5 separate regions of the Homo sapiens genome follow, and all the other regions are linked to region 5. Evidence: chromatin loops called from intact Hi-C (ENCODE). Cell type or tissue: PC-9. All regions are shown on one strand. Links, peaks and the distances in the headings refer to the core of each region. The heading gives the core; the rest is flanking DNA. Region 1 overlaps LOC105375156 (a long non-coding RNA gene). Region 2 overlaps THSD7A (thrombospondin type 1 domain containing 7A). Region 3 overlaps TMEM106B (transmembrane protein 106B). Region 4 overlaps THSD7A (thrombospondin type 1 domain containing 7A). Region 5 has its middle 82 kb from the start of VWDE.

What was found. Hi-C counts contacts between places; a loop is a spot of excess contacts. Peaks named below come from ENCODE experiments on the same cell type or tissue, not always from the same donor. Only the 100,000 strongest peaks of a DNase experiment are listed, where the experiment ranks them.
Region 1: a loop joins it to region 5, with 3 times the contacts of the local background. A loop is called at or near these places in 9 of 110 quality-filtered maps.
Region 2: it touches region 5 in a loop (9-fold over the local background); 67 of 110 quality-filtered maps call a loop at or near these places.
Region 3: a loop joins it to region 5, with 2.2 times the contacts of the local background. A loop is called at or near these places in 6 of 110 quality-filtered maps.
Region 4: a loop joins it to region 5, with 13 times the contacts of the local background. A loop is called at or near these places in 10 of 110 quality-filtered maps.

Annotation. Positions count from the first base shown.
Region 1 is chr7:12,486,589-12,493,293 of GRCh38, forward strand. LOC105375156 (a long non-coding RNA gene) reads right to left here. Exons shown (of 8, transcript XR_001745093.2): 5 at 5,277-5,410; 6 at 4,901-5,005. It also overlaps a transcript of C7orf78 not described here and the pseudogene TAS2R2. Among named protein-coding and RNA genes, the nearest start is that of C7orf78, 14 kb to the right of the region's middle. In PC-9, for the core only: CTCF peaks have their summits at 3,687 (motif pointing left) and 3,890; a DNase peak (open chromatin) is centred at 3,743.
Region 2 is chr7:11,425,182-11,431,886 of GRCh38, forward strand. THSD7A (thrombospondin type 1 domain containing 7A) reads right to left here. Exons shown (of 28, transcript NM_015204.3): 14 at 3,766-3,944; 15 at 1,485-1,490. Among named protein-coding and RNA genes, the nearest start is that of THSD7A, 400 kb to the right of the region's middle. In PC-9, for the core only: CTCF peaks have their summits at 2,684 (motif pointing right) and 2,891; a DNase peak (open chromatin) is centred at 2,700.
Region 3 is chr7:12,241,114-12,247,818 of GRCh38, forward strand. TMEM106B (transmembrane protein 106B) reads left to right here. Exons shown (of 8, transcript NM_001134232.2): 8 at 1-2,254. Among named protein-coding and RNA genes, the nearest start is that of TMEM106B, 33 kb to the left of the region's middle. In PC-9, for the core only: CTCF peaks have their summits at 3,232 (motif pointing left) and 3,434; no DNase peak of the experiment used is centred there.
Region 4 is chr7:11,374,140-11,380,740 of GRCh38, forward strand. It overlaps THSD7A (thrombospondin type 1 domain containing 7A), which reads right to left. Exons shown (of 28, transcript NM_015204.3): 25 at 5,491-5,573; 26 at 4,931-5,141; 27 at 2,431-2,518; 28 at 1-1,739. The coding sequence ends at 1,655. Among named protein-coding and RNA genes, the nearest start is that of PHF14, 400 kb to the left of the region's middle. In PC-9, for the core only: no CTCF peak of the experiment used is centred there; no DNase peak of the experiment used is centred there.
Region 5 is chr7:12,318,868-12,325,572 of GRCh38, forward strand. No RefSeq gene overlaps it. Among named protein-coding and RNA genes, the nearest start is that of VWDE, 82 kb to the right of the region's middle. In PC-9, for the core only: a CTCF peak has its summit at 3,604 (motif pointing left); no DNase peak of the experiment used is centred there; H3K27ac peaks cover 1,170 bases.

The DNA of each region.
Region 1 (6,705 bases), core at 662-5,661, 170 kb after region 5:
TTTTTTTCCATTGATTTTACATTTTTAAAACTATTTTGATGGAGCAAAGTATTTCAATCTAACATACAATAGCATTTTAGTCAACATTGTGGGCTCTGGATAGAGTCACATCACCTGTATTCAAATTTGTATTTGCACTCTCCTTCAGCTTCATTCTGTGTACTTCATTATGTTCTGCATATCGGATAATATTGTAATTTTGTGGTAAGAATTAAAAGATAGTAGTGTGTAGAATAATTTCTTGAACATTTTAAGAATAAAACTACTTTTCTAATATTACAGCAAATAAACTGATAAATTATTGTCAAATCAAAATGTAATTATCAAGTATCCATAATTTTTATAATTTAATTTATACACCTCCTTTTTTTTCAGAGACTAACTTCATGAGTGCAATTTAACATATCTCTAAGAAGTATCCATTTGTGTATATGGAGATCAAAACATTTCTGCTTCTGTCATGTATTTTCTGATTAAATTTAGGTAAGTTACCTAACATCTCAAGACTAGTTTCCTATCTCTGCAACAGAGATAACTCTTTTTTCTACAAATAACAGAAAATTCAAAAAATTAAGTGAAATAATTTGGGGAATAATTTTGGCAGCTTGGAATATGAGCCTGATGATCACTGTATTTGGATTTTTCATCCACCTGATACTTAATGTTGTTATTCTAGAAACTTGGGAAGAGAAGTCAGGGATTAAATTTTACAAGTCTGTCTTTGAGATTGAAATCCATAGAGACAACCTATTAGAATACTGAAATAAACTCAAATAAAAGTAAGACTACACTGATCCTTTAGAAAAATGAAGATATGTTCACGGCCTTCAAAATGCAGTTTCTCCAGTGCCTGGCGTCTGATCTCAGCAAGGAGAGAGTAAACCAATGTGTGACCAGGGTGTCTTTTTAAACCATATAAACTCCTCCATTTATTTCCTGTGACCACATAATAACAACAAAACAGAATGTAAGTGAAATTTTGGGTTAGTTCTTTACAGAAGGCTAAAAAATATTTTGAGTGTTTTTCAAGGAATTAAACGAATCCAGCAGATTAATTTGGACCAATAAAGGATTGAGTCTTTAAAGCCAATTCTCTCTGCAAAACTTCAATAGCAAAGCCAGCGTAGCGGAAAAATTGCAAACAAAAGTATTTTCAACTGAAAATATGAAAACAGATTCAGTCTCCTTTAAGTGACCTATAAAGTACTTAGCCTCATCACTGGCATGTAGAACAAGTCAATGTACTTGTTTAAAATTTTTAAATACTTGTGCAGTTATAACCAATAAGAACCAAACAAGCAGCTCTCTAGCATGGGAAACACCAGGTCATAATATCAATATTTAAAGTATATTCCAATTTGCCAACTAATTTATAAACATTATCCCATCGTCTTAGAATCAGAAAACTCTGTTACCACATTTTTCAAAGAAAATACAAGAAACCCTCTACTGGAAGTATGCCAATTCTCAAGTATCATGTGACCATTTAGAAGAATACATATTGATTGGAAGGTGACTAAGCTGAAATTTAGTTTAGTGAATTATAAATATTCAGTGCCCCTGATAGATATTATGTTTCTTTAAAAAGAAATATGTTATTTTCATAAAACTTTCAAACATTGCTTAATTTGAAAACCATCTATCTTCATTTGGCCACTGCCTTTCCCAAATCTCTAACAAGACTATGAATTAGTAACTTCAAGACAGTACAACTCACCATTAAATTTCCTATATCTGAGAAAGAGCTCTTCATTAAAACTCTGCTTCCAAAATGAGATTCAATCATGGCAAATGCAAAACAGTCCACATATGACAGGAAAATCACAAATGCAAATACAAACTAACTAAATTGTAGCTTACTGTCAATTATACTTTTAGAATAGTTATTGGAAAAGTCAAGCTTTTTCTTCAATTAAATGATGTATATAGGGAGCCAAATGAGAGCCTGAATCCAGGATTTCAGAATGAAACAAGTTCTAGATAAATTCAAATCTCATTGCAGAATCATTTAGCCAACAGCCCATATGGCCAGCTGCACCTTTATGAATGTGACAAAGGCAGAGTGGTTTGAAACAGCTCAGCAAAAAAAAAATATAAAGCCCTTGGACATTCAATGAGGATAAATTATAGCTTATAAATTATGTATTTATCTAAGAAGTGAAATTCAAAAAGAATTGCTTAAAAGTTATATTCATACCATATATGCATTCTGAGGTAGCTGTTGTAAGAAAGTGCAATTTTAACAATGAAATGTTTCTTGTAAAGTATTATTTTCAGAGAAATTAATCTTAATTAAATCAATATGTGTGGAGGGGGTTTGATTGGTTTTTTTTTTTTTGGTTTTTTGCTTTGGCTAAGAAGAGTTTCCGTATATTTGACTACCTTTTATTGCCCTAGTTTGCCCTGGAAATTTGAAAGAAAAGACCATAGAAAAGGAATACCCAAATGCTGGCTATTATGGTGAAGATATTTGCAATATAAAAGAATTCTTATTGTTGCACTAGAATAAGAAGTATTGGGGCATATTAAAATATCATTTTCATAATGGCTTGTAACAGTATAGACAAAAAGCAAGGGACATCTGTCATGAAAAAGATTACCCCAATAGTCAGTATACATTTCAAGATTTTTAGTCACATTACATCATTATTAATAATTTGGCATGTATATATCATCTGGATGGTTATTTATATGCATTGTTTCCCCTCATTTGCTCAAGTGTCTTTAACTCAGCAAGTTTATTTAATGAAACACATTCATAATAAAACATTAACGGAAACAGAATTTTTGAAAAACGGAAAACTGAGATTGATTGAACTTTTATTTTAACTAAGAAGCAGAATTCCGTATAGGTCTACAGTATTTGAAAACTCAGTAGATCCTTTTAAATGTAAACACTTAATATATATAACTAATCTCAGAGAGGTAACTTAGGACATTAAGTTATAAACTATGCAGATCGCACTTATTTTTCATTCACCTCATAGTCATGATACTGGTCTAGGGCTTGGATTGGAGCCGAAGTTTCTTCACCTGTATCTAGAAGCGGGAATGCCTTCAGGAGGCTAGAGGGCAAGACAAATACTATTTGCTGGGCAAAGTCAGGGTTTATTAAGAAGAAAAGCCAAGACAAAAAACCACAGGCAAAATTGCTATGTAGGACATAAAACTAGAATTTTAGAAGAGATATGGATAGGACCAATATTGCTGCATTTTGGACAGCAGTGATGTGTAGAAGATGGGTGGGGAAGTAATGAAGCTGGCAGGAGAAAGTGACAGGTGGCATCGACATTTGCTTTCAATAGCTAGTGGATGTACATTTCATGGAAGACCCTGAGGGGATCTCTAAAAGCCATGATTGGTGTAAACAGTGGGTAGTAAGTCCAGTTCTTTCATTTTTGAAATTTTCCATACTATCACAATCTTATATTTAGCCTTTTTTTGAAAATATTTCTATATAGAATGGTTATTTTCTTGCTGTGGTAAGCACAATATGAGGACAGATATTTAATAATATTAATAGCTAACATTTTTTGAGTGGTTAGTATCACCCAACCAGGAACTTAGCACTTTGAGCACCATATCTTATTCTACAAAGTAGTGGTCTATTTACATTTTACTTCTGATGTAACTGAAGTTCAGCAAGGTTGTATTATTACCTGCTTGTAATCATAATAGAGGGATGATGCTCACTTTAACATGATAATTATGCCCTCTGCTGGTAGTTAATAGCTTTTACATCATCTACTTTTTGAAATGATGCTTGTAAACAAGAGCCCAGGACGATGTCATCATGTGAATTAATTATGCACTACTTTTATAACTCTGGTTTGCTATTCATAAGGTCAACATTGTATCAAGAAGGCCATGAAAACAGGATATATTTCAGGGGAAGGAAGATTTTTATTAAAAAGTTATATTCCAGGAACTGATTTTCAAGTCTGGAAAGGAAATTGCCTTTAGTAGGGATAGGATATGGGGAGGGGAAATTTTATTAAAGTGTCTTGAAATTATTATAAGTCAAACAGTGTGCCGGGGAAAGAGCTATCTTTGAGACTGGATATTTGTGGCAGTAATAGGAAATAAGTATCTGTCTTCAGGATGCAGCATTTAGCATTAGGAAAAAATAAAAGACAAAAACAAAACATCAATAACCAAAGCAAAACATACTTGCAATCAGATTTTTTTTTTTCAAAATTGAGCAAGAGTGAGAATGGAATGGTGCCAAGGGAGCAATTTTTCTCAGGATGTAATTGGAAGACCTAGCCATCATTCATATCTTCAGATTTGCATTGCTCCAGTTTCATCTGAAGAGCACCAGATTCAAAAAGTAGTCTCTGATTTTCTTCCTTAGAGGAAAAGCTAGTGTAAGGCTCTACCCATGATACAGAAGCTGGCAGAAGTTGAGACTTCTCGGTGCTGTATGTTCCCATTTGCAAGATCATCTGGAGGAAGTATTCAGGACCATCTACAAGGAAAAGCTAAGACTTGTCTTACTTAGAAAACATGGCCTTGTCTTTTTCAGCTATTCTTCATATTATCATGATGTCAGCAGAATTCTTCACAGGGATCACAGTAAATGGATTTCTTATCATTGTTAACTGTAATGAATTGATCAAACATAGAAAGCTAATGCCAATTCAAATCCTCTTAATGTGCATAGGGATGTCTAGATTTGGTCTGCAGATGGTGTTAATGGTACAAAGTTTTTTCTCTGTGTTCTTTCCACTCCTTTACGTCAAAATAATTTATGGTGCAGCAATGATGTTCCTTTGGATGTTTTTTAGCTCTATCAGCCTATGGTTTGCCACTTGCCTTTCTGTATTTTACTGCCTCAAGATTTCAGGCTTCACTCAGTCCTGTTTTCTTTGGTTGAAATTCAGGATCCCAAAGTTAATACCTTGGCTGCTTCTGGGAAGCGTTCTGGCCTCTGTGAGCATTGCATCTGTGTGTCGAGGTAGATTACGCTAAAAATGTGGAAGAGGATGCCCTCAGAAACACCACACTAAAAAAGAGTAAAACAAAGATAAAGAAAATTAGTGAAGTGCTTCTTGTCAACTTGGCATTAATATTTCCTCTAGCCATATTTGTGATGTGCACTTCTATGTTACTCATCTCTCTTTACAAGCACACTCATCGGATGCAACATGGATCTCATGGCTTTAGAAATGCCAACACAGAAGCCCATATAAATGCATTAAAAACAGTGATAACATTCTTTTGCTTCTTTATTTCTTATTTTGCTGCCTTCATGACAAATATGACATTTAGTTTACCTTACAGAAGTCACCAGTTCTTTATGCTGAAGGACATAATGGCAGCATATCCCTCTGGCCACTCGGTTATAATAATCTTGAGTAATTCTAAGTTCCAACAATCATTTAGAAGAATTCTCTGCCTCAAAAAGAAACTATGAAGAAGAAGAACAATGTGAACTATTTCTTTCCTTGATTTAGATTCAATGGACTTACTTGGGTTTTGTATGCTGACTCACCCTCTCTCTGGTAATTTTCTGCCAGTGTCTGACCCCCAGGACAAGTGAGGCACTAATTTTGATGTTGGATGGGTGGGATATGTCTTTTTTTCACGACTTATATGCTTAAAACTACTGCGATGGTAATACATTTAAGTAACAATACTTGCACTGGAGTATAGTTACATTTTAGAAATAAAAAAAATACTAAGACTTCATTTGGCTGACCAAGGTAGTTCTTTTAATCTCTCTACCCAAGTCATTGGGAAGCACCTGCTTTAAACAAGAAAAAGTATCTTGATTTAGTTCAAGAATTGAAACAATAAAATAATTTGGCTTTAAGGACATTTAAGTATTTTTCAAAGAGATTCAAATTTTATGTTGAAACTGTCTGTCATAGCAATGTCCCCAGCAATACTGGTTATGGTCTTACATTGCTTTTGATTTCAGATTGGTAGATCATAAGATGCAAATTGAGTTGGCATGCATATGCATACATAAACACAATCCAAAGTCTCAATTTTTTTACAAAACAGAAATATTTTTCAACTCTCAGGAGTACTAAACTCACTCCCAGAAAGAATGTTGAGGAGGTTGCTGACAGCCAAATCCCAGTGAACAAATGTTCAACAACAGGTATCTTAACTTCTTTCCAACTAAGAATTTTGTCTGGAGTATGACAGCATCAAATGCCTTGAAGTCAAAAGTAAAACAGGTCTCTGTTTACTCTTGAAAGCTCTTGCTAGATGTGAACTGATTCTGCTCTTTAAGGATCTTGAATAGTCTTACTTTAGGAAAGAAAAATGTGTTTTGCAGTATCTGACATCACTTAGGATATCTGTTTAAATCTACAAAATCCACACTGGTGCGGTGGCTCATGCCTATAATCCCAGCACTTTGGGAGGCCGAGGTGGGTGGATAACTTGAGCCCAGGAGTTTGAAACCAGCCTGGGTCACATGGCAAAAAACCATCTCTACAAAAAACACAAAAACTAGCCAGACATGGTGGCACATGCCTGTAATCCCAGCTACTTGGGGACTGAGGTGAGAGAATTGCTTGATCCCAGGAGGTTGGAGTGAGCCGAGATTGTGCTATTGCACTCTAGCCTGGGCGGCAGAGCAAGACCCTGTCAAATAAGTAAGTAAATAAATCTATAAAATCCTTATTGGCTTTTGAAGATAAAGGATATGTAGTGTTTTAATTGTAAATAAATTGCTATTAAAGTAGATTA
Region 2 (6,705 bases), core at 617-5,616, 890 kb before region 5:
GGTGCTCACATGTTAGGTACTCAATAGGGATTTGCAGAATGATTGAATGAAGGATGAGGATTGATGAATCAAATAAGTATAAAACATAGCTGTTTTCCAAATAAATATAATTTGGCCTATTTTCCAGATAACTATAAATAATGATGAGAATTTAGATTTTTGGTGTGTATCATATGGGAAACTAAATTAAAAAGATAAACAATATGAAATAAAGCCATCTTAAAACTAATCCTCAATCATTTAAGGCTTGGAAGCAAAGTCTGATATTGGTGTACAAGCCCAAGCAGTGAGGGCCACATGAAACAAGGCAAATTGTCTCTGCTCCAGGGTCCATAAAGCCTTTCAGTCCCACATTTGGGGTGGTATGCTTGGTTTCAGGTTTTTTTTTAGTACAATGAACCAATTATGTTCTTTTTTCAATGAGAAGAATGACTAAATAAAGGAAATAAATGGCACTTAATCCATTGCAACCAAGCTGACTCAAGCATTAAATAAAATTCTTTGAAAGTATTTTTCTAATCTGTGATAGTCCAACTCTATCCCTTATTTTACACACACACACACACACACACACACACACACACTGAGAGACAGAGACAGAGAGCAAGAGAGAGAGAAAGGGAAGAGAGAAACTATAGCTTTTTATGTAATGAATTCTAGAAAAGATAGATTTAAATAGCCCTTTGCAGCCATTCTTTTGTGCCAATTTTAGTGAACTAAAAACCTAAGTAAAATGAATAAAGTGGACCTGTCTCAAAGAGGAATAAAAAAATGCTAGATGACACGTTAGTGGGTGCAGCGCACCAGCATGGCACATGTATACATATGTAACTAACCTGCACAATGTGCACATGTACCCTAAAACTTAGAGTATAATAAAAAAAAAAAACATTAAAAAAAAAATGCACTGTTGGAGTCAAATTCTGCAATTATTGCCATAAGTGATTATATTCACATTTAGTTGCTGTATTAAAAATAGAACTAAATAGCACAGGATAAAACATTACCCTACAACTTGCAGTGAAAAGAAAAACTGAAGGAGAAATGCTCTTCTTCTTAATCCTTTGATGGCTTTTATTTTAAACTCCTGTACTGAAGTGAATACCCATCAGTTCAGAACAATCTCCAACCCACCCATTTTCAGTCCACTTGCACTTTTTCCTTCTCCCTCTGAAAAGCACAAGACCATTAATAATGGGTGTCACTGCCTGTCGAGATTAGCGAAGTGAAACTTGTTCTCCCCAACTCTTGTTCACCTCAGTCCTTGATATTACAATGAGGGATATGAAATGTAGGAACACAGGTAACTATGATAGAAAAGAAAAATAAAACAGTTATAGAAAAAAATTCTTTAATGGAAAATATGACATTTTCTCCCTGTAAAACATAAAAGACAAAGCAAGAAGAGAAATGTATTCTCAGAAATCAGGAAATTTAAGAAAAGAAGGATTCTATCAAAAAGCATGAGGTTTAAGAGTTCTTACCTGTGCCTGGAGTGGTGTTCAACAGGAATGATGAAAAGGGAGAGAAATAAGGTAGGTGAAAATGTCAGTATGCTATGAGAAGAACACATGGTAAGTTTCAAGTATTATTACTTACATGTAAAAACCTACTTTTTTGGTAAAATATTAGAACATTTTTCTTAGGTCTCAGGAGATAATACACAACTACTTATTAATGTTAAAAAGTAAGATACACAAATGGGTATTGTAAATAGCAGAGCCAATGAGAAAATTAGATGGGCAGGATGGAGAAATCTTAGAAAATGGAGTTGACCTCACAATACATAGCATGGGAAATTGATATATGATGCAAATAACTTGTGATCCAACTTGTCAATGTACTGTTGTCTATCAGTATATTTATAGATTGATCTATCCGTTGATTTACCTTAATCAGTTCATCTGTTTTGTAGAAAATGAGGATTTGAGTACTTCCTTCCTCAGCTAGAAAAATAGAAACTCAGAGACTGTTTTCAAGCCAATGCTTCTGATTATTTTACTGAGGAACATATAATTGTAGTAAACACCTATGTGATTTACAATTTTCAACATTAACACAAAACTTTACATTTTTATTTTCCCTAAATTTCTTAATACACAAATTCATAGAAGTTTCTATTTTTATGCAGAACATTTAGGCTCAAATGTTCAAAAATTTATTATTTGTTTTAGCTTTGATTTTTCAGTTGTTAATGTCTCAGTAAGCCTTCAGTCAACCGATACCAAGTCACAATACCCTTATCAAACTGCATCAGAATATATTAGAGTTGGAAAGTGACAAATGGTTTAGGCCAAACACTAGGAATAGCAAAGACAACTTGGCCTGAGGTTTTGAACCTTTGGAAATTCACTTAAGGAAAATCTGAGGAAAACACAGATTTTAATTGCATATCTGACTGGGTGTACACATACACGCTAAAGTGAAATAGGTATGAGTATGTGTAGAATTTCTCTTTATTAGGATTGGGAGTCATATATAATTTATTTAAATTTGCTACTGAAAATTCAAGGTTTCAAAATTTGTAGAGAAATATTCTTTTGTATTATAAACATTTTAGTTCAGTTTTTCTGTTTTGCAGTTATATAATTATAGTTGCTGAACTGAATTTTCTTTGGAAATTTCCTTAGCATCTTAGAAATGCAAAATGCTCTGTGACATGGAAGCTAAACTACCAGTAGATGGCAGCAAGGGAGTGTGTTATTTACCCTCCATTGCACATAAAGATAAAATCAGCAACTTCACTTGGGGAACAATCAAGACTCTTTAGAGTACTTTTTATAGAATTTAATTCTTCACGATCTTCATCTTAATTTACTTAATTCCAAGGTTCTTTCTGTTTTCTCTACAATGTACTTTTATTATGAACAAAGTTATGTTAATCTGGGAAGGAAAGTATGTATACAGGTAAGCAGTGTGTTTAGAGATTAAAATGAGTCTATGTATGTATGAAACAATTCTACATATTTAAGGACTTGATTCATTTGATTGTGATTTAAATTCAAATACACAACTTAACACCCACACATAATAAATGAAATTATTCTTTGCTAATTCACTTATAGGCCAAACATGGTAATAATTGTCTGATTATGTTACATTCCATTTAAATCAGTCACAATTCCTCCATTAGGCTTTTTCTTTTTATCTCTAATAGAACAGAACGACAACTATTAACAGCAGGTAAGAAAGAATGCATCAAAAGTCAGAGTTCCAAATAAAATTGAAAATGGTCAATGACTAAATTGATAGCATACTTACAGTGATTTTGAGGCCATCTTTGTATTTCTTTTTCTCAGTTTGTTTTATATCAAACACATTTAAATAAACAGTATATATTTTTCCTAATTTTAGACCAAAACCCATATTATTTCTTTGATTTTAATTTAAGCATTTGGTAATTGAGATGTCTTTTCTGACAGTTTGGGGAAACTATAAGAATGAGATAATCTCAGCCTACATGTTAGATACAATCTTATGACAGATTAAATACCTTGACATTATTTCAAAGATAGGTGTCATTTTTCTCCCCATTGAATTACATACATATTCATATATACTTGCAAGGTATGGAATCTCCAGAGAATACAGATATGTCTAATTTGAAATTTTAATAACATGTATGTATTTATTCAGGCATTCTAATGGTAAAAATGGGTCAATTTTTTATTCAATAGCTATTATTTCCTCTTCTCCATTTTGGAGAAAAAATCAGATCATTGTGAATCTCAACAATATCTTAACACTGTCAATGATAGAAAATACCTGGTTGACATGGTCCAGTTTGGGGCAAGGCCTTCCTCCATTATATGGTTTTTCACGCAGCCATTTAGAACGAACCTTCACACCACTCCCACAGGACTTGCTGCAGCGCGACCAGTTGGACCACTCACTGAGCTTGCAGTCTGAGGGGCAGGGGATGATGCAGGCCTCCTCAATGTAACCTGAGTAGAGGAAAATGAGACAAGAATCATCTCCTCCACCTGTCACTCTCCCATTACCACCCACTATTCTAGGTCATTTAGAAGGTCCAAGACTGACTTGACAGCAGCATGCAAATGCAGAGGTGTCTCTGTTGTAAGGGACTTGAATTAAATTCTGCAGGGAAATGTCACATACATACAGTGACTCTGTTAAAATAACAGTTGAGCAGCTGCCATGTGATCTGCTTAGGATTCATGCTCACCATATTTCAACATTTCTGACTGACAGCTCGTGTTTAATTGACAATAACCTGTCTGCTGCCATATCATTCTCATGCTGACAGAATGATACATTAAAAAATTATAACAGTTTTCTATAAAACCCTATCTGTTAATGTCACACAAGTTCAGGGTTCTGAGTCCATGCAACGTTCTTTCTTAAGAAATCCCAGTCCCTTTCACTCAATACCCAAAAGGAACCATTTAACTTAGCATCTTGCGTTTCTCCTTCTTTGAAAATCAAGTCTGAAGAAAAATGCAGGATGTTAAGTAATGTCTCATGTTTTACATGCTGTCACTTTCAGAGCATCTTCACATCTTATATCCATTTGATTCTCTTGAAAATCTTATGTATGAATTGTGCAAGTATTGACATTCTAACAGGCAGGTAAGAAAACAAATGCAGAGCGATGACTGACTGAGTCCAAGGTTACACAGTAAGAGACAGGGAAAAGTTTTCTGAGGTCTAATCCAGTACTCATTCCATCAAATCATCCAACCAATTCGATTAATAGTGCACAGATTTGTTTTGGGAAATGGGAGTATTTTCTTTCAATACTTCTTAACTACAAACTTGCCATTTCACAATATCAATTAAACACTATTATTCTCAAGGCAAACATGTGAAAACAGCAAAATTCCTCTAGTCAAGAATGAAACGCACGGTTGTCCTCTATAATAGTCTGAATGTGGAGAGAAGGTGTTCTTGGTACAAGAAAACACTCTGCCTTGCCATTTTATCTCAACAGCAGAGATTCGATTTTGACAATGATTATAATGTAAACAATTGATACTAGGCAACTCTAGGTAGATTTTTAAAAATTTATGGAGATATAATTCATATTCCATAAAAATAACCCCATGTTTTGGTTTTCAGTATGTTTGCTGCGTTGTGCAACCATCATCACCATCTAATTTTAGAACATTTGTTTTACTCCAAAAATAAACCCTATGGTTACTGGCAGCCACTTCCTACTTTCCCCTTCCTCATCCCCTGACAACCATGAATCTACTTTCTATCTCTATGAATTTGCCTAATCTAGACATTTCATATAAATGAAGTAAAACATTATGTGATCTTATTTCTTTTTTGTTTTAGAGATGTCTCACTCTGTCACCCAGGCTGGAGTGCAGTGGTGTCATCATAGCTCACTGCAGCCTTGACCTCCTGCACTCAAGAGATCCTCCTACCTCAGCCTCTTAAGTAGCTGAGCTGGGACTAAGGGTGCCCACCACCATGCCAGGCGAATTTTCATATATATATATATTTTATAGAGATGAGGTGTTACGGTGTTGCTCAGGTTGGTCTGGAACTTCTGGCCTCAAGTGATCCTTGGCCTCCCAAAATATTGGGATTACAGGTGTGAACCACCATGCCTGGCTTGGCTTCTTTCACTTAGTATAATGTTTTCAAGGTTCATTTATGTTATAGCATGTATCAGTTCTTCAGTCCTTTCTATGATTGAATAATATTTCATTGTATGGACATTTCACATTGTTTATCCACTCATCAGTTAATGGACATTTGAGTTTTCACTTTTTGTCTATCATGAATAATGCTGCTATGAACATTTGTTTACAAGCTTCTGTGTGGGCATACATTTTCAATTCCCTTGAATATATACATTACAGTGAAATTGCTCAGTTATGTGGTAACTCACTTAGCTTTTTCAGGAAGTGTCAAACTGTTTTCCAAAATGACTGCAGCACTTTATACTCCACCAGATATGCACGCATGTTCCAATTTCTATGAATTCTTGTCAAACTTGTTATTGTCTCTAAAATTTTGGTGTTGTTTGAAGAACAAAAGTTTTAAATGTCAATGAAGTCCAGTTTATCTTTTTTCCTTGGTTGTTAGTGCTTTGGTATTATATCTAGGAATCCACTACCAAAGTCAAGGTCATCTAGGTTTATAGTTGTTTTCTCAAGAGAATTTAATAGTTTTAGCTCTTATATTTAGGTGTATGTTTCATTTTGAGTGAATTTTTGTTTATGATAAAAGGTAGGGGTCCAACTTCATTCTTTTGCATGTGGTTATTGAGTTATCCTGTCTTCAGTTGTTGAAAAAACCTGTTCTTTCCTAATTGTTGTGGCACCCTTGTTGAAAATCAGTTGACCACAGTGTAACGATTTATTTTTGAACTGTAAATTCTATTCCATTTATCTCCATGTCTAGTTTCATGATAGTACCACATAGTCTTGACTACTGTAACTTTGAAGCAAGTATTGAAATCCAGAAGTGTGAGTCTTCCTATTTCGTTTTTCCTTTTAAAGATAGGTTTGGCTATTTTGAGTCAAACTTCTATATGCATTTTAGAATTAGACTGTCAATTTCTGCAAAAAATTGCAGCTAGGATTTTGATAGGAATTGTGTCAAATTTGTTGATCAACTTGGAAGCACTGCCGTCTTAATTCAGACACATGGAATTCATTTCCATTTATATAGATCTTTAATTTCTTTCAATGATGTTTTGTAGTTTTCAGTGTACAGGTCTTGAACTTA
Region 3 (6,705 bases), core at 1,074-6,073, 78 kb before region 5:
GAAACCACTGATTTCTTATTTTCATTTCATGAATTTCAGATTCATGAATGGAATATATTGATAATAGCATTTTTTAAGTTGCCCCAAAAAGATGAAATACAAATAATTTTAATCCCAAATCTATTTCAGACACCTAACTTTTTTTTTATTTTTTATACTTTAAGTTCTAGGATACATGTGCAGAACGTGCAGGTTTGTTACATAGGTATACACGTGCCATGTTGGTTTGCTGCACCCATCAACCCGTCATCTACATTAGATATTTCTACTAATGCTATCCCTCCCCTAGCCCCCTACCCCACAAAAGGCCCCAGTGTGTGATGTTCCCCTCCCTGTGTCCATCTGTTCTCATTGTTCAACTCCCACTTATGAGTGGCAACATGTGCTGTTTGGTTTTCTGTTCCTGTGTGTGTTTGCTGAGAATGATGGTTTCCAGCTTCATCCATATCCCTGAAAAGGACATGAACTCATCCTTTTTTATGGCTGCATAGTATTCCATGGTGTATATATGCCACATTTTCTTTATCCAGTCTATCATTGATGGACATTTGGGTTGGTTCCAAGTCTTTACTATTGTGAACAGTGCTGCAATAAACATATGTGTGTATGTGTCTTTACAGTAAAATGATTTATAATCTTTTGGGTATACACCCAGTAATGGGATTGCTGGGTCAAATGGTATTTCTGGTTCTAGATCCTTGAGGAATCACCACACTGTCTTCCACAATGGTTGCAATTTACACTCCCACCAACAGTGTGTAAAAGCTTCCTATTTCTCTACATTCTCTCCAGCATCTGTTGTTTCCTGACTTAATGATTGCCATTCTAACTGGCGTGAGATGGTTTCTCACTGTGGTTTTGATTTGCATTTCTGTAATGACCCGTGATGATGAGCTTTTTTTCATGTTTGTTGGCTGCATAAATGTCTTCTTTTGAGAAGTGTAAGGTACTTAATTCTTAAATTAAAAAAAAATACCCGGCCGGGCACGGTGGCTCACGCCTGTAATCCCAGCACTTTGGGAGGCCGAGGCGGGTGGATCATGAGGTCAAGAGATCGAGACCATCCTGGCTAACAAGGTGAAACCCCGTCTCTACTAAAAATACAAAAAATTAGCCGGGCGCGGTGGCGGGCGCCTGTAGTCCCAGCTACTCGGGAGGCTGAGGCAGGAGAATGGCGTGAACCCGGGAAGCGGGGCTTGCAGCGAGCCGAGATTGCGCCACTGCAGTCCGCAGTCCGGCCTGGGCGACAGAGCGAGACTCCGTCTCAAAAAAAAAAAAAAAAAAAAAAAAAAAATACCCTTCTTTAACAAAATCAAGTTTCAAGTTTTCTGCCTTGTTGATAACTTGTTAACATTTTTTTATTTTAGAATAAATCTAAACAGAGACCACACTGATATCTGTAACAACCTATGTAAAGTTAAGATTAAGGTTAAATCACATTTTTCACAGAGAGTGTTTTACTGAAATATAAACTTTTATGCATCTGATATTATCTAATTGTGTCCTTACTGGGTAACTTGTGTATTTTTCAAGTTAAAGGATTTCCTAAAAATGCTTATTTGAATATTTATGTCATTTGTCACACATACTTTCAAAACATAACCTTCTTCAACGAGTATCTTCTTTTCCTTCCTAAAATACTGTTAATAGCTGGCTATTTTGTAAGCCTGTATCTGGTTTAAAAAAAAGAAGTGAATATTTTCAATACTTATGAACCATAGAATTCTGTATTCTTTTCATAACTTTTAACTTTTCCATAGGACCTATCACTATGTAAAATATTATACATATCTACTGATTTATTTATTGCCTATGTACCTATACTAGAACATAGTAAACATGAGAACAGGGAATCTTGGTTATTAATTCCTGCAGGACTCAACTACTTATCACTCAAACATTTGTTCTTGAAAAGAACTTCGTATAACATCATTAGATTTTTACAGAATCTTTAAAAAAGCTTTAATATTTTCAAGGTTTTTTATTTATATAAATATTGTTACTTTACCACTAGTGATTTCAATAGTGGCATTGTCACATGATTCAAGAAGAGGAGGCCATTACATTACTGTTGTATTAAAAAGTCAGTTCAGGCTTAATATATATGACTACTATAAGTCAACCTCACATTTTAATGTATGAAGAAGATTGTATGAACGATCACATTAATTCATTTAAATAGTATGTATTTTGATACTAATTTTTAAGAAGAAATGTATCATTCTCATGGAAATAAAAGATAATTTGAAAAGCATGTTGTGCTATTTATATCAGGGAAAATTTGTTCAGCTCACACAAAGCCATACATTGACATATTTTTTAAAAATGCTGTAGTACTCTATAGTCTTTGAACTTACTTAATACCTGTTAAGAGATATAACAAACTGAAAAGTTATTTCAGGAGCTAATGTGTTCAATGGAATAAAGTTGATGTACTAAGTAATAGATAAAATGTTAAGAGTTTTCTCCGTGTCAGGCACTATAACAAGCATTCTTTAGGCATTTTTTTTTATAATATATACAGCCTTACGAGGTATGTACTATTGTACTATTGTTGCTATTTTCCTTTTTACAGTTTAAAAACTGAGGGTTAGTTCAACTTGGGGTTTAAACTTTGACTTGCTCTTTCAATCTAAAAACTAACTCATTAACAATGTTGGGAAAATGGTACATTGTTTTATTTTTGATCCACACTACTTAGGTTTTAACTTAGGCTGGATTTTATCATCATAAGACTTATTAAAGGCAAAATATTATGTAAGTAGTACCACAATCTCCCTTTATGAAATTATTATCATCTTTTTCCAAGTATATTTAAAGATCTAATTATGACACTTAGAATTGCAAGAACTCAAAATGGTGTGGTGATGGGTACCCAAAGTTTCAATCCAGTCAACTATAAGCAACAACTATACACACGGCATTGTGTTTGATTGTAGGGGATACAATGATGAAAGTATACAGTCTCAAACTCAAAATAAGACAGTTTACTGGCCAAAAATACACTGTTTCATCCCCTTTATCTCGCCTACACATTACCCTCTTCTATTTTTCATTATCTGTTACAGTACTACAATGGAGAACAGAGCTGCAGTACAACTATAGCATTTTGAGGGGCTGGGAGAACGGGATACAGGGTAAGGAAGATCATGAAGAGTCTAAGCAGAACTTTCCAGTCATTGTACTACAATGGGTTGCAGGCGTGCCAGCCCTCTGGTGGCCACATAAGTCCTGGAGTGGCTGGTCATCTCAGACTGGGAGCTTCCTCATTGGTTTGTCCTAATGGGCTGAGCAAATGTTTTCTGTGAATGGCATGAGGACAAATGTTGGGAAGCCCTGTACTCTAAGGAGGTGATAAAATAATCTCTCTTTGTTAATCCTATTAACTCTGACAGAAAGTACTTTGTGACATATTTCCTAAGCTTTGATTGGAATAGACTATACTATTATTTACTTAATTTTTCAAGTCAAATCCGGGTTTTAACTTAGATCTGCTTTTATCCTTTTATGACTTATTGAAGGTATATAATTTTTAAAACATAAATATTTATCTTAATTCAAACAATAGTAAGATAAAACTGACTTGCCTGAATGGTCATCTTATATACCAGTTATGAGTATACAGGCATACTGATTTCGGGAAAGCCAAAATGACTTTAGATAGGGTGCGTTTTTAAAGCAGCATGATTTTAGGTGCTGGAAGCATTGTTCAAATCCTTTTTTCACTTCTCAATTCTAGCAGTACAGTATTCAAGGACACCTGCTCTCAGTGGTAAGCATTTTTATTTACTTTATCTAGAGCTGTAGATAAAATACTGGCAGCAACCTGCCACTTTCAATTTTTTTACAAACTACCTATTTAAATGTTTAGACAGTTCATTCTAAGAGTATTCCAGTTGAGTTGAAGAGACATTTACCCAGTCCAGTTGGCTGTATCCAGAATTAACTGGGACTCAGACTAGTGTAAATATAACAGATATATCTTTCTTTATTTTGAAAGTCTAAGTTATTTTGTGGCTGAAAAGTTGAAACATTAAGGCAGCCCAGTAAACATTTCTGTTTATTCTTTTTATGAGCAGTATTTTCTATTTCATGTCATAGGTAATGTAATCATCTGATTATTTGGCCCACTTGATTTTTAGCTTACTCATAAGTTTATGATCTTATGATTAAGTTTTTTAAAAGAAAAGACTAACACAAACTCACCCTTTGTAATTCAATCCGTTTGTTTTAGAGATCAATTTTTAAACTTTTATTTTTGAGACAGGGTCTTGCTCTGTCACCTAGATTGGAGTACAGTGACACAATCACAGCTTACTGCAGCCTCAAACTCCCAGACTCAAGCAGTCCTCCCACTTCAGTTTCCCAAGTAGCTGGGACTACATGTATGTGCCACCATTCCTAGCTAATTTTTTTTTTTTTTTTTTTTTTTTTTTGTAGAGATGGGGTTTCACTATGTTACCGCAGCTCAAGCTGCAGGGCTCCAGTGGTCCTCCTGCCTCAGCCTCCTAAAGTGCTCAGATTATAGGCATTAGCCACTGTGCCCAACCAGATATCACTTTTAATCAAAGTGTACAAGTAGGAATTTATACTTGAACTCAAAATTAATGCAAATAAAATGCAATTTTTTTGAGATTAGAAAATATTTAAAAGATTTATATCAATCACTAATGACAAATGTGTGGAAGTGGTCTCAATTGTGTACTCTTTTGGTAGAAGGCTGACTATATCCTCACTGGAAAATAATTTTTCATTATCTCTCAATTTCAAATATACATGCCTCAACCAAACAACTTTTTTTAGGAATTTTTTATCTGAAATATTTGCATGAATAAATAGGCATTTCAAATTTTAACATATTAGATTGAACATATTCTACAGTATATATTCTTTACTCAAACTATTTTTTTTAAAAAAAGGAATACCTCTACCCTAAAACAACAAGAGGTATTTCCAATTGACTAGCAACTGAAAAAAGAAAAAGACAGGATTATATTAAAGAGAGAAGGTAATACATCGGACAACAGTATTCTAAAAGATGGAAACGAGGCTACATGCCTGTAAGGGTGGGGCTGGGAGGAGGAGAGAGCCCATGGGAAATGCCACAGTGGGATCATCTCTGGGCAAAACGACAGGAGTTATAGCAAACAAAATAACTCCAAAATATAGAAAGCAAAAAGTGATATTACAAACAGAAAATGATAAGTAAACCGTGTTAATAGGAGATTTACTTGTTCCTCTGAAACAAAAAGGTCAGAATATTGAAGATTTAAGTACAAAATTTAATGGTCTTTGATCCATTAGTTATGTATGGAGATGTTTAACCCAAACCAGAGTGCACGTTCTTTTCAAATACACATACAATTTTGTCAGACCATTGCTGTATACTGTTATATTACTATATCTTGCTAACATATGTTAATATAAATATATATACTAATATAAACTATATTACTATATACTATTGCATAAGTAACTTCCACTCGCTTGAATGTAATACAACTAGGAATAATAATAACATTGCATAAAGCTAGAAATTTAAAAGGTTTGTAACTCAAGACAAAGAGGACATTAAAATAGTTCATTTAGAACTAATTCAGGTCATTACATTTCAAAAACTTCAGATATAGCCAAGTGACAGACAGGAAAAAATATAGCCTAAATGCATTCGTTAGAAAATGAGAGAGATTGAAAATATCTAATCTATATTTCAACTCACAAAACTAGAAAAATTTTAAAAAGCAACAAAACTGTCCCACAAAAAAGAAAATTGTCCCCAGCAAAACCTGACAATAGAGAAAAGCCTATGATAATAAAGCAAAGATTACTAAAATTCGATTCCAAAAATCAGGACTTCTTTTTCTAGCATTGTGGTGGCGTAGATGTCTAGAAAGACCTTCTCAGCATGGAAACCCTAAAAACACTAGAAAAAATTCAATATATGCATACAGCTAGGCTGGTGAGAGAGAAACCTTTGAAGACCGTATATCACTTAGATTCAAATGACCAAGGTTACATATCAAAGAAAGTATGTCATGTATCACAGCCAAAAGACCACAAACAGAAAAAATAAATTATTCATACTTTCACAAAAATGGTGAAGGTGGGGGAATGAATAGGTGAGAATAAAATTAAATAAACCCCAGGTAGTTCCAAAGCCTCATTCAATTTCAGCATGCAGTTTAAAGCCTAGGCTCTTTAGGGATTAGGGAGTCCTTTCCATGAGGTCTAGAATTAGCTTCTCATTTTCTGGTGACCTATATGCTAATGAACAATTATTTTCTCTCAACACAAGCAAATAAAGATGGCTGCAATAATGCGCCATGTAACAGGGGAGAGATGGGAATTACACAAAATTACTACTGCATGGCACATATCAAGTATTACTGGGCCAGAACTACATGGAATCCTTACCCTAGAAGTGAATTGTGTTCTTTGTTTAGTCAAGTTGACAGTTCTAGTTCTACTCTCTGAGAAAGTCTCACTTTATTGTTCTCCACAGTCCCATCTGAGAGGATTTCTGGGTAGGGAATGGGTGGCCACAGATATGGATTATAAGGATAAAGAATGGGAAGGAAGAAAGGGTACCTCCTTTGTTTACACATATAGTATTTCAAGAGGAACAACTGAAAAACTGTTCAAACAGTTCATAAAGTATCTGAATTGAATATTAGCACACAAAAGTAACTTTCCGATATTACATTA
Region 4 (6,601 bases), core at 1-5,000, 950 kb before region 5:
AGCAAAATATGACCTGCAAAGGTGGCCTACTGGCTGTTTTTGTAAGGGAAGTTATATAGGAAAACAGTTATGTTCATTCTTTTATTTACTAAGATTGCATTAGCAGAATGGCAAAGTTGAGAAGTTGCAACATAGACCTTGTGGAAAATATTTTCTATATAGTCCTTTACAGAAAAAGTTTGCCACTCTTGCTCTAGATATGCAATGAAGTCTTGGATAAGATATTTATTCTTCTCTTTTAAAATTTTAGTTTTGAAATCATACATTGAAGAGAGAGATTGCTTCAAATTTTGCCAGTGAGAAAGGCAAAAGACTATGGATTTTGAAATAACTGCCTGCAAGACAGACATTCAATCTGAAACTGGGAAATCAGAGAGAAAGAAAAATCAACATATAATTTTGATTTCCTTTAGTTACAAAGGTCATTGATACATTATTTATTTTCTCCATCTGCTCAAAATTAAAAAGACATCCAGTTCCTTTTTCTTTTTTTTTCTTAACAAAGATAACAAATATAAAAATCTAGTCATAAACAGCCTTCAAAGAACAATTACAAACCAACTAGAGGAATCCACCTTTTAGAGGGTTAAGGGGTTAGGGACTTCAACACTTAAATTACCGCCATGTTGTCAATTTCACAATGGCTGCAGTGATGAGGAAGTGTGTGTACAGCAGGTGTAATAGCTGATTTCATCTTGCTGCCATCCAAACTGAACTTTACTCTCTTCAGGATACAAGAACTTGCAAATGTCTTCATGCCACTCTTGGCACAGATGTCTTCATCCCACATGAAAAGAGGCAGTTTCTATGGCAATACTGGTTAAGCGCCTATCGTGCTGCACTAATATAGTGCAAAAATGTGCCTTCCATATAGCAAAAAAGATGCAGGCAACCAGTTTGAAAATCAGGGAAAGTAGAAACGTATTGTATTAACACAAGTAAATTAGTTTTCCAGACAATTACCACTATAAAATACTGAACTTGAGGACTCGTTCTTCTAAGACACTAGTACTTGTCCAGCATTCTTACTTTGGAGAGAGACAAGAAGTCTTAAAAAAGAGGCTTTGTCTCTGAAATGCAGGTCAATAAAATCTACCATCGACCACCAAGATGCTGAATTTATTCAGTGGATTTTCTGCTTAGCTTAGAGTTTATTTGTTATGCATTGTTAAAATTGCTTATTAGCAAGTACATAATCTGACATAATGTGTGTCATTCAACTGAGTACACATGTTAATTTGACCATAGTATTGTGGAGATCTTGGTAGAAACTCTTCATGCTAGGAAGTTTTATGGATTAACACTGCAGACGGTCTTGTATCAGGCATCCTAACTGGCCAATTCCACCATTATTTTTTAGAGATGAAAGTGGTTTTTCAGTCGGTAGATTTCAGAAAAGATGACATAAAACTTTCAGAATGCAGCATGTATTCAGCTAAATCTCCTATAATTCTCACGGTTGATGGTCTGTATATAAGTGGTACTGTCTTAAATATCTCCAGTGGCAGTATGATTTTCACTCTTGTCTTTATGATGCCATTTTTAAAAATTAAAATATATTTTAATCCACACAGTTTGGATACATTTGTTGTGGCCTCTGGACATCTATGAAGTCAGAAAGCCGAAACTGGTTGTTGCCAGGAAAAGTTATATGTTACATGTCGGCATCTCCATCATAGGCTAAGGTTAAAGGTTTCAGTCGGTTGTTTTGCCTTCTTTGGGGTTTCTTTGGCTTTTTGCTGTAAAAAAATTCGGAATTAGGAGAAAGAAAATCAGTTTCTAATTGTAAATTTGATTGCTTTAAGCGAAAAAAAAGTAAAAGCAAATTGATAAACTGAAATTGCCTCGTTGCCTGCGTTGCCTAAAGTCTATCTACCTTAGAATTTGATTTTCTGATCTTGAATTTCAGTTTTATGCTTTGAATAAACTCTAAGTAAACTTCAAGTGTTTCACTACCCTACAAAAGATAAATTATCCAAGTGGGATTCTTTTAGTATTAACAACAGAAATAAAATCATAGTAGGGTCATTTTCATTTGGCCAGAAACCTTTATAAATAATGCATAATTTATAAATTATACATGTTTTAGAAGATACTTGAATATGATTAGGTATTACTGTAATATCTTCCTCCATTAGTAATTCAATATAAAAATCTACAGTTCACCATATTGAGTACAAAGCAATATTTTCTTGAAAGTATGCAAGAGAACATACTCGAGAAGATGACCTGCAGCAAGCTCTTGCTCATCTTTAGAAACGAAATGGCTCAGATTTGGTAGCTTTTAGCCCATCTAGGACTAAAGCCATGTTTATTTAGAAATTCATGTGAACACCAGATAAATGTAGAGTACTTATTTGAGACATTAGTTTGCTGTTTCTGTGTTACGATTAAGTATCTCTTTGGATTTTTAATTATTTAAACACTCACCAAGCTAGATAAATCATGGAGACAATAAAGATGAGTAACACAAATGCCCCAGCTGCTACACCGTAAACCCAGGTCTTTAGTCTCCCATCTAAGAAGAATGGATATTAGTTATTAATTTACATTAGTCTGGTATACATGAGGCAGTCTTTAACTATGACCAATGATCAGTCATATATGACCAATTTCTTTCAAAACCCGAAAAGAATTATTGCTTCAGCACAGTTAATGATTAATGCAAAGCTGCTATTATGAGTTAGATTCTGCTTCATTAAAGATAAGCTATCAAGGAAAACTGAACTGAAAAATTATAAATGTTTGACTTCAGATTTCAAGTTTCTTTGGCTAAACTTCAGCTGCCTTTCATCTCAATTTTACTTCAAACTCAATACATGTGTAATGCTATATAAACATTCTCTTCTGATTTTCAGTGTATTTTGAGAATTGCAATGAGAAGAAAAGATGAAAAATGCAATTTTAAGAAAGTTTCTACAAACTCGAGTTAATGCATATAGGTATTTAAACAAAAACTTTGTCATTTTTATTCCAGGTAAAATGAAAGTGAATATATTTAAGATTTTATGGAATTAATAATCTTTTATCTAGTCTGCACTTACAATGTGTTTTAAAATTGGCTGACAATGTCATTTTCAAAAACAACTGGTTTGGTTAACATATAAAAGGATCTATAAATAATTTTTTTTCTACCTTTTCTATTATATGGAATCAGACATAACAGGAACTTTTGTAATTTGGGTTTCTGGTCTCATCTTTGAACTCCTCAGTTCTATGCTCCGAATAAACTTCAAGCACAAGATGTTATTAATGATATTGGCTAATTTAATTTGATCCTCACATCAACATATATTTTCTGTTGCAATTAAATATTTGATCTTAGTGTTAAAATTATAGATTGGGCAAAATTGACCTCACACAGACTCTGGTTTATTCAATATTTGAAAGGCATCAAATGGAAATTGGTACTGTGGAATTTTTTTGCCCGGAGTTAGATCAAGTTAGAGGTTCATTTGCTGGGAATAAACTCAATTAATATTCTAAATATCCTTTCTTTCTAATCCTAAAGCTTTCATTTTTTAAATTTGAGCTCAGTTTAGAATCAAAAGAGCTGTTCCACGATTGAGGATCTCTGTTGAGAGTTTCTTCAACAAATGTTTTTTGGGGTTTTTCAAAATCAAAGAATATCTAAGTTTTCAGAACATGCACCTTTTAAATATTTTAAAATTTTAACTTTGGGGAAACTATATATAAAATTTAAAATAATGACAATAATATTCTTTTTTTTTTCAAAAGGACTGGTTTTGATCTGAGGAGATCTGCTTCAATTCTTAGTGAAGGTCAAAATTGCTACTGGTTGTCTGCTAGTCCATTGTCTTAAACACTGAGGGAAGAGTTTCCCATGCTTACACAGATAAGTCAGCTTTGCAAAATAAATCATACTATCAGCTAAATAAGCCAATTAAAGCAGGAATAATGTGATTAAAAGCAAATCACCCAAACACTTAAAATATCTTAAAAATCCAATATTTATTCTCCAATAAGGGAAAGTATTCAGACTTAATGCATAGAAATGGAGATGTGCTAGCTATGCAGATTCCTTCCATCTTTTCTCATGTTTCTAATGGCATTTTAAAGTAGACTATGCCTGGCTCTGCCTGGAGATTACTTCATAGACTAGTAGTTCTTCCAGGTTGTGAGAAAAAGTGGCATATTAGCTGCTTTATAATCCATGTAGCACATTTTCAAGCACCAGGTTAGTTCTAGGGATGAGCATATGATGAAATCCAACTGAGGAGGGAAAGTGTGCAGAGTAGAGAATAGCATATCATGAGGTATTCAAGCATTTGCCTGTATTGGCTTTGCATTTATTACCAGATACATTAAGAGCTGTCTGTGAATGTGAAAACAAATTTGGATCATCCTATCCAGAAGGGAAGGCTCCATTGTCTCCCTGTTTATCTGGCACTAGTACAGATTCCAAGTATTTGAGTATGCTGACTTTTAGGGCTAATAGAAACTGGTCTAGCTACCACGTGTGCCCTGGCACAGAACTGCATTAGTGATGTTTTTATTTAAGGGTCAAACTATTACTGTTCCTATGATCAAATGAAAAATTCTGGAATGTCTTTATAGTCTCCTTTATCCTAGTTCTGAATGACAACACATTTTTTAAAATTCATGTTTCTAACTTTGTTCAATTTGAAATTAATTATACTTGTAATTTTTGGACTGGAATTGAATTGAATTATATTGATCCAAAATTTTTTCTCAGAAGAATGTAATTTCATTTCTCTGAACTTCAAACATGAGTTATTTTCCATAATGATAGTAAAAAATTGAAGAATAGATGGCACTATCAGAATAAATGCATGTAGATAAAATAATCAATAGCTCATATAAAAATGCTTTGCTCACTTTTTTAATCCTTTGGCATTGCCTAAAAGAACTAAAGGTTTCTCTTTCAACACTAGTCTAGTCAGTTCACCTGGCCCAAATGGCTGTAGAAACCAGGTCCTTCCCCGTCCTGCTGGGTTACTGGAGGGTTGGGTTGGATGTACAGCCCGACTGGTTTTCACATCTCCTCTTTTGTCCTCCATGGTGGGTAATACCACCACGGGGATAAGTGTGCATTGCTCAAGGGTGCTGTTAGAAGACATGACTTCAGTGTACCCTTCTTCACAATGGCATGTTTTTGTCTGCAGGAGAACAAGAAGATTTATACTAGCCATGCAAGGAATCTTTGGAAGTCTAACAGACCTGACTTGAAGAGAAGGCTTTAAACAAGGTTTGTTTTGGGAATTACTATACATAATTCCTCTATTATTTTTAACTACAAAGAAACATACTTTTGGCATTATATGAAAATGTATTCTAAAGGTGAAAGCAAGTGAAGTCAGGACTTTTTAGATTGATAAAAGGAGATGTCTAAAATGGGATTTTTATGCCTCAAGACATGCTTTCTTTGGAGGAAGATAAACTGCATAAGAGACAGTGGGGTGACACATGATGGAGCTGGCTTGTCTGCCCTGATGAATTTTCACATACCTCGCTACAGTACGAGTGGGGTTGACTACACGGTGGGTTACAAGACCTGTCGGCATCAGGCTGGCTCATCACCAAGCAGCCCCCTGCGGAACAGAAAATCATGTTTTGACAAATAATATATTTTGCTATGATGAAAATACACTGTGGTTAGTGACTTGTCTTTGAATCTTGAACCACCTTGGGAATCCCAGGAATTTTTCTGTCAGTGGTTGACTGTGAAATATTTGGTTAACCTTGACCACCTTATGTAGTGACTCCAGGCCCTTTTTACCCAGGGGAGCTAGCTCAGTGCCTGGTACTCAGCAGGTATTCAACAAGCATTTGTTGAAAGAATGATTTTATAGCTGCTATTTTGAAAATACTAATTGCACACAAGCTTTTTCTGTCAGGAGCACATGAATCCAAGTCCAGCAATTGAAAAGCTGATTTCATTTCAAGTTAAAATTCTTTCTTGGAGATTCAAAACAATAGTTTTCACGTACTTTGAAATAACTCTTCAGCTCTTTATGTTAAATAAATGTTTTCTTTAAATAATGCATATTTCTTTTTCAGAAAAGTCACAATTTCTGCTAATTCATGGTGTTTTTTGGATATAGAGAAGAAAACAAATGTATCTACGAAATCATTTGTTTTGCACTATGGTTTTAACTTGATATTACAGCTGTTTATCTCGTTTATTTTCAAGTGTAGTACCAACTGTGCCTAATTTGTCTCAAGTGAGGTTTTAAGATGGAAATAGATGTCATAAAAAACATTGGTGACGTGAAGGAAGCTCCTATTTTCAAACTATACTTGTTCAGTTTAACAGAATTTTAGCAAAACAAAATTTTTTCTTTATTTATGGAACTGATGATTCTCTGGAATTTAATCACAGGCGCCTATTGCTAATTGTCTGTGTTTCTCTCAATATTATAATCACAAAATACTCATAGAAAAATTGTCACAGAAAAGCAGTTAGTCATTGCAAGGCAATCGCAGTTAATTGGCCACACTGAAGTTATTATTAAACACACACACACAAAGCAGTATTTTGAGTTTCTTACAAGGACAATTCATAAATTAAAGCAATTGATCAAGATAGGTAATATACTTTACATGCTTGTCTATTTGT
Region 5 (6,705 bases), core at 1,138-6,137:
TCTGAAAAATCAACTCACAAAAGGCAGATTTATAGAAGAAAAAGCATACAAATTTATTTAACATGTATACATGGGAGCTTTCAGAAGACTCAAGGATACAGAAGAAATTGTCAATGTTTATGTTTAGGTTATGGATAGCCATGTAGAAACATGATCGGACAAAAAGGGCAAGATATAATGATAATGGGCTGAGTGGGGAAACTCTGGCTGTCTAGATTCTTCTGAGCATGCATTCCCTCCTTGGTGTGAGGAAGAGCCCTCTCTAGAATGGGGGTCTCATGATCTACAGTCAAACAAGGTATGTCAGACAATTTCTTTATGGCCAGTTTTTACACAGAAAGGCAAGGGAAAAATAGAGTAATATTATTAGGTTTTATGACTAGCTTTGGAGAAAAGGGGCTCTGATTTCTGTGACCTGCCTTGGGGAAGAGAGATTCTAGTTTTTATGGCTAGCCTCCAGGGAGAACACGACTGAGAGACAGGGGAACAGGAAAAGGTCAGAAAAAAACTTTTGCTCTGAGGCTGCTGCGGAGGCCTTCATTTTAAAATACTGTTTTCTGAGCCCCATCATATGAAAACATATGCATTTTTAAATTGGAGTATACTATATTTATTGTCTGGAAATATTTCTCTCATCTTTTCATCTAACATAGTCATCTTCATACAATATAAGATATAGCTCTACATTAATGATTGTTTTATTGGCTATATAGAAATCTCATGGCTTGAAATATAATGATATAACTATTTTTCTATTAATGATCACTTAACATTTTATTATTTTATAATTGTTAATTTATCACATATAATTTATTTTTAAATTTTAATATTAAAAACCATGCTACAATAAATGTTTTTGGAGATAGAATTTTACTCTAAGCATTGTCTCTCTTAAATGGCTATTTCTAAATTTCCACTGATCGGTCTCCTTTTATAGCACTGCTCTTAAAGGGGAAATAACTCAAGTTTGGTCCTCAAAGGTTACACATCTTGATTTTAATTTGTATTTGTTAATCTAATTCAATTATTGTTCAATATTAGCTGAAGTATTCAGGCCAACTTCAACTCAAATGAGCAACTTAAAAATAAGAAAAAAGCTAAGAAGGTGGATGTTATGTGTTCTCACCATAAATACAACTATATGAAGTAATGCATTCACTAGTTAGCTAGATTTAACCATTTCACAACATATATATACTACAAATCGTGTTATACATGGCAAATACATATACTTTTATGTCAATTAAAAATAAATTTGAGAAAAAAGAAATAAAGTTGATTGTATAGTTTATCTATTTCAGAACAAAAACTGTAATATGGGAGTTTAAGCATGTTTACTTTCTCTGACAGTTTGGTAGGTATAATAAAAAATTTACCTTGTTTTTTTAAAAAATAAGTAGCAGTCATTTTAATTAATTGCAATGTGGCTTTTAAAAAGAGCTTGAGGCCTAATTAGTTAAAATCTTACATGTGTATTTTCAGCATGAGTGTTCTATTAGAAGCTAAAAACTGGTTACTCATTTATTTTTAACCATGCTCATCATTTTAGTATTCCCTGATGGTGGGGAAATCTAACATTCTTTTTCTAGCAAGTTGTCTCACTGCTGCTTACTAACAGGTACTGGCAGAGCCTGTAATCTGCCTACCCACAAAGGTTAGAAATGAATTTTGGCATTTTGGTGGACACTCAATATTTACCCACTTGGAAGACAACAATAGTGCTCAAAACAATGAGATATATAAATTTCCTTGTTCGGTTTAACGGTGGCTGGAAGATAAGTCACTCAAGCAGTGCTGACAGGTATTACTCTGTCTGAGATCTCTGTTCTCTCATTTGAGAAGAAAAAACAACAAATTCCTTGTCACCCTCTTCCTTTCTAGTGCAAATCTAAGACTGGAAGTTTTTTTGAACATATTATGCATCAGGACTTGATCATTAACTGGAAACTACCTTCTGTCCTCTCTAGTTCATTGCTCCTCTTGGTTCAGCCCTATGGATCTAGAAAAATCTCACCCTTGCTCCACACACAGAGCCAGGCAGACAGCCCAGAGACAACCCTCAAAGTGAGCAATTTAGGTTTTGTTCTGGTAGCACAAAATTCCATTTCCTCTAGTTATTTTTTCTTTTATAGAAATGAAAATAAAATAAAAGTATATTTTTCAAAATATTTGCCTGTGATTTATGTAAGTACCCACATGTTAAACCAAACTCTGTTGCTGCCTTGCAATATTTTCCTGGATTGAACCAGCCAGTATCCTTCAAGTCTTCTATGTAGGCCAATCACTATTAGAAATGAGTGGTCAGAATATATTTGTCTGTAATGTTTAATTTACTTCATCTGTAATGCTGCAGCCGGGGTATTTTATGGCATTACACTGGAAATGGCTTGACTCTTTGATATGGGGAGATAGATCTCAGGTCAAAACCCAAGGAATAATTGATTATTTTCACAAGAAGAGGGTTGAAAACTAATATCCTCCCCTCCTACAGTCCTCAGAAAATATCAGCCAGCAGTGAGAATGCATCATCAGAGAATGCTGATGTAATAGGCAGACAGATCAGGGAGATGAAGTATCACACAGTCACCATCTCCATTAACTAATGTAGGAGGAAGCATCAAAGTTGTCCACAAAAAATAATTGACAGGTCTTGGTGCCTAAAGACACATACACAAGCCGTAAGAATTTCCTTTCATTTAGTAATCAGAGCCCTCAACAAAGAAAGGAACCTCTTAGCTTGGGCAGCATTAAAACAAAACACTGAAGGAAGTACAGATGATTATCTTGAGATCTTAGACGAAACCAAACTAGACCCTAACAATATCGCTTGACCATATTATCGAGGATTATAACCAATTCCTTGGTGAGGAAGATTAAAGTTTGATAATAGAATCTACTTTATATACATTGTATCTATACCTATTTGTCTAATCTATCATCACCTGTATATCATCTATGAAATTAGAAAATAAATTGGGATAATTCTCACTATAATGTGTATGTCCAGTAAGTTTCATTATTGTTCTTAAGCTCATAGTGTCTCTAATCAAAGACTCTCTAGATACAGTCATGTCCAGATATATAGTTGGGAGAAATCCACTTACTTCAGACAAACTTATGGTTTTTGTCTGAAGAAGCATATTTAAGAAAACATTATCCCTTACAAAGACTTTATTTTCTGTCAGGGTGTGCTACATATTGACTTACTATTTCTCAGTGACAGGGGAAAAGGCATAATCTTGAAATATTTGAAAGTACTGGCTATCTTCACAGTTTTTTTCCAAGTTCAATGTATACAGGAAGTAAAAAATGTTTTCTGCCCAACCTAATATTACTCAGAGAAATTTTAATCTCAGACGGATTCAGTTAAGTCACCAAATCTTCGAAGGAAAGTAGTATCTTTTACAAGCACAATGAGAATTTTTAACTGCTCTCAGACAAGTGGCTATAATTATTGGAGATTATCAGGTATAACTAAGACTCTAGGCTCACAGGAAAAACTGATGTCATATTAATTATGAAGAATTTTATTTTTGAAAAATGTCATGTTTGCCTTAAATATTTAATATTTTCTCTTATCAAAATGTGTTACCTGGGAACTGAGGATCTAGCACCATCTGCAGGCAAAATAAGCTAATTTCATCTGGCAGTAGAAACAATTTTACAGAAGTTTAAAACAGGTTAAAATTCTTTCAACAATGATGTATAAGTCTGTCCTTACAATAAAAAAATAAATTGGAATGCCACCTGCTTTGTCCTCCGTTTCTTTTATTTTCTCAAAGCATCTGCAGTGGCCGTTGATAAGAGTACTGTAGTCTCTGAACTGGTATGCTTAAGACTACAATACTCTTGCCAGGAAGGGCCCCATTTTGATCAGCGGGGGAGGTACATCGGCTATGGCCCACAGTATTTTTAAAGGCCCACAAAAATGTTTCATGTCTTTTAAAATCAGTATTAAAAAACTTTTAGGTCAAATAAACTATTTTAATATATGATATTAACGTATTCATCTTTATATCAACCCAGTTATAAAATATACTTTTTGATATTTTTAAATGGAGAGAGGGGTCTGTGAAGACAAAAGTGCCGAGGGCCCACTAAGTTCAAAAGGGTCTTTTTTGGAGGCTGATGGCTAGAGTCCAAAGAACTACACAGGTGAATACGGAGGGGAATCAACTTAACCCTGGTTAACTACTTAGAACACAGCTTGGCACGCATTCAGCTCTCAATTTGAGTCATTATATGCCAGCTACCTTTAGCCTTCTTAGTCTGGTTCTCACTACTTGTATGCCAGAGCTTATTTAAAGTTCATGTTTGCATATTTTGTTTTTAATCTCACATCTTAATTAGTGCTTTTTAAAGTTAATCAGTGAACAAAATTACCAACATATAGTAATCATTGGAAAACTCTAAAATCCAAACAGAGAAGTCTTCCTGTCATTTCTTCAGCTGGTATGACTGATTCATCTTTAGCAACAACAAAAAATAACAAAATGCATGTGTTGGGGATTTAGATAACAACCATTGTGAAAAATTATTTGCAATTATATTAGCCCATTTTCACACCACTCTGAAGAACTACGTGAGACTGGCTAATTTATAAAGAAAGAGGTTTAACTGACTCACAGTTCCATATGGCTGAGAGGACTCGGGAAACTTAAAATCATGACGAAAGGCGGAGGAGAAGCAAGCACGTTCTTCACACAGCAGCAGGAGAGGACGGGGTGGGGGAAGTGCCACACTTTTAAACCATTCGATCTCGTGAGAACTCACTCACTATGACGAGAACATCATGGGGAAACCACCTTCATGATCCAACCACCTTCTACCAAGTCCCTCCCTCGACAAGTGGGGATTACAATTTGAGATGAAATTTGGATAGGGACACACACAGAGCCACAGCATATCAATAATAATCTCATTTTAAATTTAAAATTACACAGTACTCTTATGATGTAAATATTTTTTATCCCCATTTTACAAATGAGGGAATTCACGTATAGAAGGAGGTAAAGTTCTCTGTGCGAGTACACACAACTGTGGTGAGTTAGAGCCAGGATCTGGGATCGAATTAAAATCCAGGTGCACCTGACTCTGAAGCCTCACAGCAATGTGTCCTGCAGCTGTCCTGCCTCCAGTTCTATTTCTACATGGTGCTCTTCGCAGACACCTCTCCACATACAAATGTATATCCACAGCTAGAACAAAACAAACTGGTAATTCTCAAATTCTTCTTGAAGTGAGTTTTTTTCAAAATATTTTTGTCCAACAAATAAATTAAATACCTCATTTTAACAGGCATATTTTTATTAACCCATAATGTGGATTGAAAAGCGGAAAGAAATATCTTTAATAAATTATCAAGTGATCTTGAGCCATTAAACATTCTTGGCTTTTTCTAAAAATAGATGATAGCATGTAGTTAATAGGCCTTGGTGTCAGATATGCATTCAAATACAATCACGGCAAAGTGTAAGCAGCAGGGTATTTAGGAAACAATTGGAGTTCTCTAGGCTTTGGTGTTGTCATCTGTAAAATAGAGAGAAATCTTTTCTCTCAAAAACTTGATTGTCTGAAAGATTGTTAATTAAAATCCCTAGCATCACGCTCAATACATTTTGGTTTTCTTTCTTCTAATTATCCCCACTTAATTTATTTAATTGATAATCACATAATTGATCTACTTCCACTCAGGAAAGCACTTCTGATTTTTATGGTGTGCTATTGAATAATTATGAAAATAAAGTGGATGCTGAGTGAAGAGGTTATCATACCTAGCAGTCTTTTGACAGAAATATTTGTCCATAGTAGTTTTAGTTTACCTGCCTTCAATAAATAAAGCAAAAATTGAAAATCTTTGACAACCAAGCTCTGAGAACTTTCTGAATTTAGAACTGTTGCCTTCCCAACTCAGAACATGAATGATATGGTTTGGCTGTGTCCCTATCCAAATCTCATCTTGAATTGTAGCTCCCATAACTCCCTTGTGTTATGGGAGGGATCCAGTGGGAGATAATTGAATCATGGGGATGATTTCCCCCATACTGTTCTCATGGTAGTGAATACGTCTCAAGAGATCTGGTAGTTTTATAAGGGGAAACCCCTTTCACTTGGGTCTCATTCTCTTGTCTCCCGCCATGTGAGACACCTTTGGTCATGACTGTGACACCTCCTCAGCCACGTGGAACTGTGAGTCCATTAAACCTCTTTCTTTTGTAAATTGCCCAGTCTTAGGTACGTCTTTATCAGCAGTGTGAAAATGAACTAATATAATGAGCTTCACCATAACTTAGCAAACAGCCAATTCCATCTGCCATGATTCTGCTGGCCCTGATCTGGGCTGATTGCCTAGGGATGGTCACTGGTTCACGCCCATCCAGTGGTACCAATTTCTGTGAGATTTTTCTCAGCCAAGACTTTTGAACTAAATGTCATGTCTTCTAGTCAATGGGTGGCAGTAATTGGAACAGAAAGATCATCACATTGATCTGCTGGCTACATTGAATCCTGAGGAAAATCAATAAAGAACAGCAATGGGCAAAGAGAATTAAAGATTTACAGAGAGGCCAAGAAGAGACAATCCATGCAGGTCCAGAAAGAGAAAAGAATGAGTCTCTTGATTGCTTCCTGGCTCCCATTAAACCCAGCCTCACTTCTTGTCTTGAATGCTGTATCTTTTTAATTAACCACCATGTCTATTGAGTT